Linked DNA regions of Homo sapiens: region 1 is linked to region 2. Evidence: read pairs that join two places in POLR2A ChIA-PET (ENCODE). Cell type or tissue: HepG2. All regions are shown on one strand. Links, peaks and the distances in the headings refer to the core of each region. The heading gives the core; the rest is flanking DNA. Region 1 has its middle 6.7 kb from the start of RTN4RL2. Region 2 holds the start of SLC43A1 (solute carrier family 43 member 1).

Evidence for each region. ChIA-PET counts read pairs that join two places held together with the same protein. Peaks named below come from ENCODE experiments on the same cell type or tissue, not always from the same donor. Only the 100,000 strongest peaks of a DNase experiment are listed, where the experiment ranks them.
Region 1: POLR2A ChIA-PET joins it to region 2 with 5 read pairs; 19 of 35 experiments call an interaction of 5 or more read pairs at or near these places.

The regions. Positions count from the first base shown.
Region 1 is chr11:57,452,308-57,455,315 of GRCh38, forward strand. No RefSeq gene overlaps it. Among named protein-coding and RNA genes, the nearest start is that of RTN4RL2, 6.7 kb to the right of the region's middle. In HepG2, for the core only: no CTCF peak of the experiment used is centred there; a DNase peak (open chromatin) is centred at 1,424.
Region 2 is chr11:57,513,669-57,516,396 of GRCh38, forward strand. It overlaps SLC43A1 (solute carrier family 43 member 1), which reads right to left and starts at 2,034. Exons shown (of 15, transcript NM_003627.6): 1 at 1,776-2,034; 2 at 290-456. The coding sequence starts at 443. RefSeq lists an enhancer at 2,188-2,257. In HepG2, for the core only: no CTCF peak of the experiment used is centred there; DNase peaks (open chromatin) are centred at 1,003, 1,263 and 2,163; H3K4me3 peaks cover 2,500 bases.

The DNA.
Region 1 (3,008 bases), core at 201-2,700, 61 kb before region 2:
AGGAAAACCACCCATCATTCTCCCAACCTTCAATAATTTTCAATTTTGCATATTCTCCAGACTTTGTCAACATGAATACTTACTTTACATGGTCGCAATCAGTGTTCATGCAAATTCTTTTATCCTGACTTTTATAAACAAATATGATGTTATAAACCGGTCTCCATGTTTCTGCATATTCTTTATAATTATCATTTTGTGGCTGCATAATATTGCATTGACTATGTTAACTGCAGTTTTCTTAACCATTTCACTGTCTGGGGAAATGGAGGATAATGCCAGGGTCATGCCTGGAGCTTTTTTTTGTCTATTGCATTATATTCTTAAGATCAAATCCCAGCAGTGAGATTAGTCAGTCAAAAAGTAATAATATTTTCAAGGCTCTTGTTATATTTTACTAGATTGTTTTCCAGAGTTTTGCACACTGCTCCCAGAGATGTAGGAACACAGACGTCATCCAACCTTGCCAGTGCTGGGTGATGGTGTTTATAAACTTCTGCTAATTTAATAAGTATGAAATGCTATCCTCACACGGCTTTCATTTCTATCTCTTTGATCATTAACAGGTTGAACTATTTTCCAAGTATTTGTTTACTCTCTGCATACCCTCTTGGGTGAAGTAGTCATCCACTTCCTTCACCTGTTTATCTGTTGAAGTCTTGAGGCTTGTTTTATAAATGTGAGCGAGCACTTCAGAGTCAATAGACATTAATTGCTTCCAGCCAGATTTGGCCACTGAGGCTCCTGAGCAGGGGAATGCATGATCAAAACTACACCCTGGACAGATTAAATTAATTGGAGAAAATGGGCTGAGAGGCAGAGATATGTGTCACTGGCCTACTGTGTTTGATCCTATAGTGGGGGCCTGAACTGGGGCAACGGCCTGAGTCCCCCACTACCAGTAGCAGGAGGCTCCATGTGTCCCCCATATTAGAGCTTGCGGCACTTCCATTTGCCCCACCTCCTACAATACCCCACATACATGTACTCACTCTCCCTTGCAAATCTAGTGGCTTCAACCCACAGAATTTAAGGGGAAAGGAATTGTTCTGTCCTGTTCACTTACTGCAGAAATGAGAAAAGCGTTGTTCACATGGGATCACCTAATGAAGGGATGCCATCCCCAACGGTGCCTATAAGGAAATGGGGGAGGGTTGGAGAGTTGTGCAAAATGCAACAGGGAATCATCAGAGTCTCTTGCCCCATGATAGAGGGTTCTCAAATTAAGAGAGTCTACAGCAACTAATCTCACGGCCACTCTAGGCAGGGCTTCCCAATGCTTCCCCAACCCCACCTCCATCCTAGACTTTACCCACTCTGCTGAACACAGATGTTACCCATAGCACCTTGCACCATGATTGTTTGATTAGCACCTCCCACAGTAGACTGTGTTTCTGATAGGTCAGCAACATTTGCTGAGCACCTACTCTGCAGGGCTGTGCCAGGTGCACAAAATAAACAAAGCCAAAGACAACATGGACCCTGAACTCAGCAAGTTCAGAGTCAAGTGGGATAGGGAGGCTCTCTTCACTGGAAGGTAACTCCAAGAAACAATGGGACTCAACTTTCTAACCAAGAGAACTCCAGGGAGCTAAAATTCTGACTTCTGGTTAAGACTGGTGTGGAGCTTCATTAAAGAAGAAAAGATTCACCCAGACTTGAGTTCATAGCCTGGCTTTGCAGCTTTTAAGTCATGTAACCTTTGATGAAGTTATGTGACCTCTCCACCCAGCTGCCCCTAACACTTGCAGGGGCAGGGCTGGAGTGCAAAGGGAGGCACTGGTACCACAGCCTGGGAGGCACCACCCCACTAGTGCAAGCCGGGCAACCTCTGCCCCCAAGGCATCCCTAGCCTCCCAACTGCAAGCATCAATCTTGCACTTGGAAAGGAACCTCACCTTTGAAATCTAGGTTCAAATTTAGAATGATCCAGCTCCTTGAAGTTCTATACAGAAATACAGCCAGCAGCCAGGCCCGGTGGCTCACGCCTGTAATCCCAGCACTTTGGGAGGCTGAGGTGGGTGGATCACTTGAGGACAGAAGTTCGAGACCAGCCTGACCAACATGGTGAAACCCCGTTTCTACTAAAAATACAAAATTAGCCAGGCATGGTGGTACACGCCTGTAATCCCAGCTACTTGGGAGGCTGAGGCAGGAGAATTGCTTGAACCCAGGAGGCAGAGGTTGAAGTGAGCCAAGATCGTGCCATTGCACTCCAGCCTGGGCAACAAGAGCGAAACTCCATCTCAAAAAAAAACAAAACACACGCAGCTTCCCTCCACTTCCCAACCACAGCTCCATCTCAGACAACAAGGGGCCTCATGTCCATGCACATGAATATCCAACCAACATGTCTAAGGCCCAACCACACCCTCTCCAAACATCTGCCCCTTGGCCACCCTTTGGCCATGGGTTCATGCACTGGCAGAAAGGTAGTTCAGAGAAGAAGCCCACAAAGGGCCGGGAAGTCCACTTGGGCTTTTTGAGATTCCAGGGTCCAGGATAACCTAAGTGTGGTCTAGAAGAGAGATGCAGCTTCTGGGAGGCACATTCCTTGGTCTTAGGGACTTCTTGCCCCCATGGAGGGAAACTGGCTAGATGAGGGCCAAAGCAGAGCCCTCTAAAGCACAGGGCTCAGGGAAGGACTCTTTTTGACCAGATCTAAGAGCAGCACTACCTCTCTGAGCCTGTTTCTCCATCTGTAAGAAGGGGACATTAATAGACTCTCCCCGCTAGAGTTACTCTACATCAGCCAGCACACGTAAGTTCATGACATGAAGCAAGGGCTTAATATATACCCGTTGTACTATAAATAATAGGCCAGGCCTGGTGGCTCACACTTGTAACCCCAGCACTTTGGGAGGCCGAGGAGGATGGATCACAAGGTCAGGAGTTTGAGATCAGCCTGGTGAAACCTCATCTCTACCAAAAATACAAAAATTGGCCGGGTGTGGTGGCGTGCACCTGTAGTCCCAGCTACTTGGGAGGCTGAGGCAGGAGAATTGCTT
Region 2 (2,728 bases), core at 229-2,728:
TCAAAGAGCTCTAGACCTGAGGCTGTCAGAGGCTTAGGACTCTGCCTATTAGTCCCAGGGTCTGGATGACCAGCAGGACACCTGGCATTCAGTGACCACTGGATTAGATAAATGAAACAGTGGGCAGAGTGCCACCCAATCTCCCCCTGAAGTTTGAAGAGGTCGAGAAGTGAGGCTGTCCAACTGCTGACCCTGCTTTCTGTCCACCTGGCCACCTAACCTTTTCTGGCTTCCACCTGCCCCTTTGCCATCCCTCCCCCCAGCCCACCCAGCCCATTTTCAGGCATACCTGGGCACGTGCTGGAATAGAAGCCCTCGTTCTTCAGAATGATCAACAGGGAGCCCCAGCCCAGGAGTACAGCAGAGAAGAAGAGGTTCTCCAGCACAGCCGTGCAGGCCATCCACCAGCGCCTCCGGTACGCCTGTTGCAGCGTGGGGGCCATGCTGGCCCCGAGCCTGCACAGAAACAGAGCGCTGGGTGAAGGGCCCCCCAGTGGCCCCAGGGAAGGGTCCTGCATCATGGTGGCACCCGAGACCTCTCGGGCCAGCCCGCGAGGAGCCCCTCATGGAGGCCCCATAGAGCCCTGGGCTTCCCAGCCGGTGCCAAGGAGCTGGCTCCGCGCGCACTAGCAGTGCCAGAGGTGCACGCGGCACGGGGCTCCCGCTGAGCCACTATCGGAAACAAGGAAGGTCCTGTCTGCGCGCTGCAGCTTCCTAGCAGGCTGCCGGGTTCTCTCACCCAGGCCAGGGCGCTCAGGGCCGGGCTGCTGGGGAGAAAGTCCGCATCTGCCCAGGTCCCCAGAGGACAGCAAGGGGCAGAGCGCGCTCTGAAGCACCGCGGGCCCATGTCCGGACTCTCGCGCCAGGAAAGACCCCTAGAAGCTGGCAGGAAGAAGGGCAAGTTCAAGGCTACCCTACGACCCCATCTTCCAGTTGCCCCTCCAAGACCTCTCCTTCCCTCTGGGGCCGGGCGACAGCAAGCCCTCCCCCTTTCCGTATCAGGTGACCCACGACCCTACAGTCTCTCGGGCCAAGCCAACAGCTGCCACGTGGAGGGAGACCCAGGACGGGCTCTCCTCGGTTCCCTCCTCCCCCGCGCGCCCCTCACTCACTCCGCAGGGCTCGGGGCACCAGGCTTTGCACCTCGGAACCCGCTTGCCCCCCTCCAGCCCCGGGAGGGGGCTCGGACTTCGGCAGGAAGTCTGGCGGCTGCTGACTTTATAAGGGCAGCGGTGGCGGATGGGCTGGCGGGCGGGTGTGTTTACCAAAGGGAGGGAAAGAGCCCCAGCTCCCCCCGCCGCGGCCGCTGCAGCCTCGGCGGGAGGAGAGGGAACGCGGGCGGCGCGGGGGCGGGGAGCGACAACTGGGATGAGACCGAGGAAAGCGGAGAGGAGAAGGGCAAGAAAGACCCAGAGAGAGGGGAGGAAGTACCAGTCACTTCTTCCAGGGGGACTCGGTATTCTCATCTGTGAAACGGGGCTTTGGGTTCAAGCGCTCCAGGAGGTCCGCTGGAACTCTGGCAAACGCGCAGCTCTAAGCAGAGGAAGTGCAGCGAGCGGGGACCCGGGAGGAAGAGAAGAGTCGGAGGGGTCAGAGAAAAGAAAAGGGAAGGACGCGCTTGGCGAGATGGGACACTGTGCCGCGGGACCGCGGGCGCAAGTAACGGTCTTTCCTTGGGAAGCCTGGCAGTGTCGGCGGGAGCCGGCCTCGGTGTCTCTCAGCCGACGCATAGCCGGAGACCCTACGCGCGCCCCCTCCCCGCCCACGCTGCTCACCTCCGGTCACCGGCAAATGAGCAGCCAGCAGCTGCGGACGCCTCCGGGAGCGCAACGCTTTCGCGGCGCGTCCGGAGTCCCGTGGGCCCAGCCCTGAGCCGCGCCGGCGCTGGGGTCTTCTCTGCGTGCAGGACCCGGCGGCCACGGAGCTTCAGCCTGACAGCCCGGTGGCCTCGCCTCCGCTGTCTCCTCGGAAGAAGCGGGGGAACTGGGAACCCGCCGGGCGCCAGAGGTCTGCGAAGCTGGGCTTGGATGAAGTGGATCTGCGGAGTTGATAGTTGTATTTACACGCGTCCGGAGCTGCGCCCCGAGGTGGGGGCGGGGGCTCCCTTCTTTTCCCCTCCCCTTAGGTCGAGTTTCACGCGCACGTGACTCGCCCGCTGGTCCCGGACACTCTCCCTCTGGCACAGCCCCAGCACCTACATTTCCACCCTGGACCCCCATCTTCTCCCCCAAGCCCCCAGACTAACATCAGGCAGCGCCCTCTGTATCCTTGTTCAAAACAAAGTGCGATTCGGCTGAAGCCGACTGACCGCGATTCAGGGCCGCCTTGGGTGGGGTTTTGAACTGTGCAGCTGGAAGCAGTGTTTTCCGAGAGGCAGAGTGGCACGGGTTTCTTTGGAGTTAGTCAGATCGAGGTCTGAGTCTTGACTTTTTAACTGACTACCCTGGGTTACCTAGGGCAAGTTACCTCTCTGAGCCTCAGCTTCCTCCTCTTTAAATTCGGTTAAAATGGAACCTACCTAACTGCCCAAAGGAATCGCGATTGTGATGCAGGTAAAATGCTAAGCATAGCATTTGGCATAGTAAGCATAATGTTAATTGTTGCTGCTGTCATTATTTCAGAAGACCTGGTGATCGGATGCTTCCAGATCAACAATTGATTGACTCCAGGTAAATCTCTCAGCCTCCCTGAGCCTCAGTATCCTCATCTGTAAAATAGACTACTATGG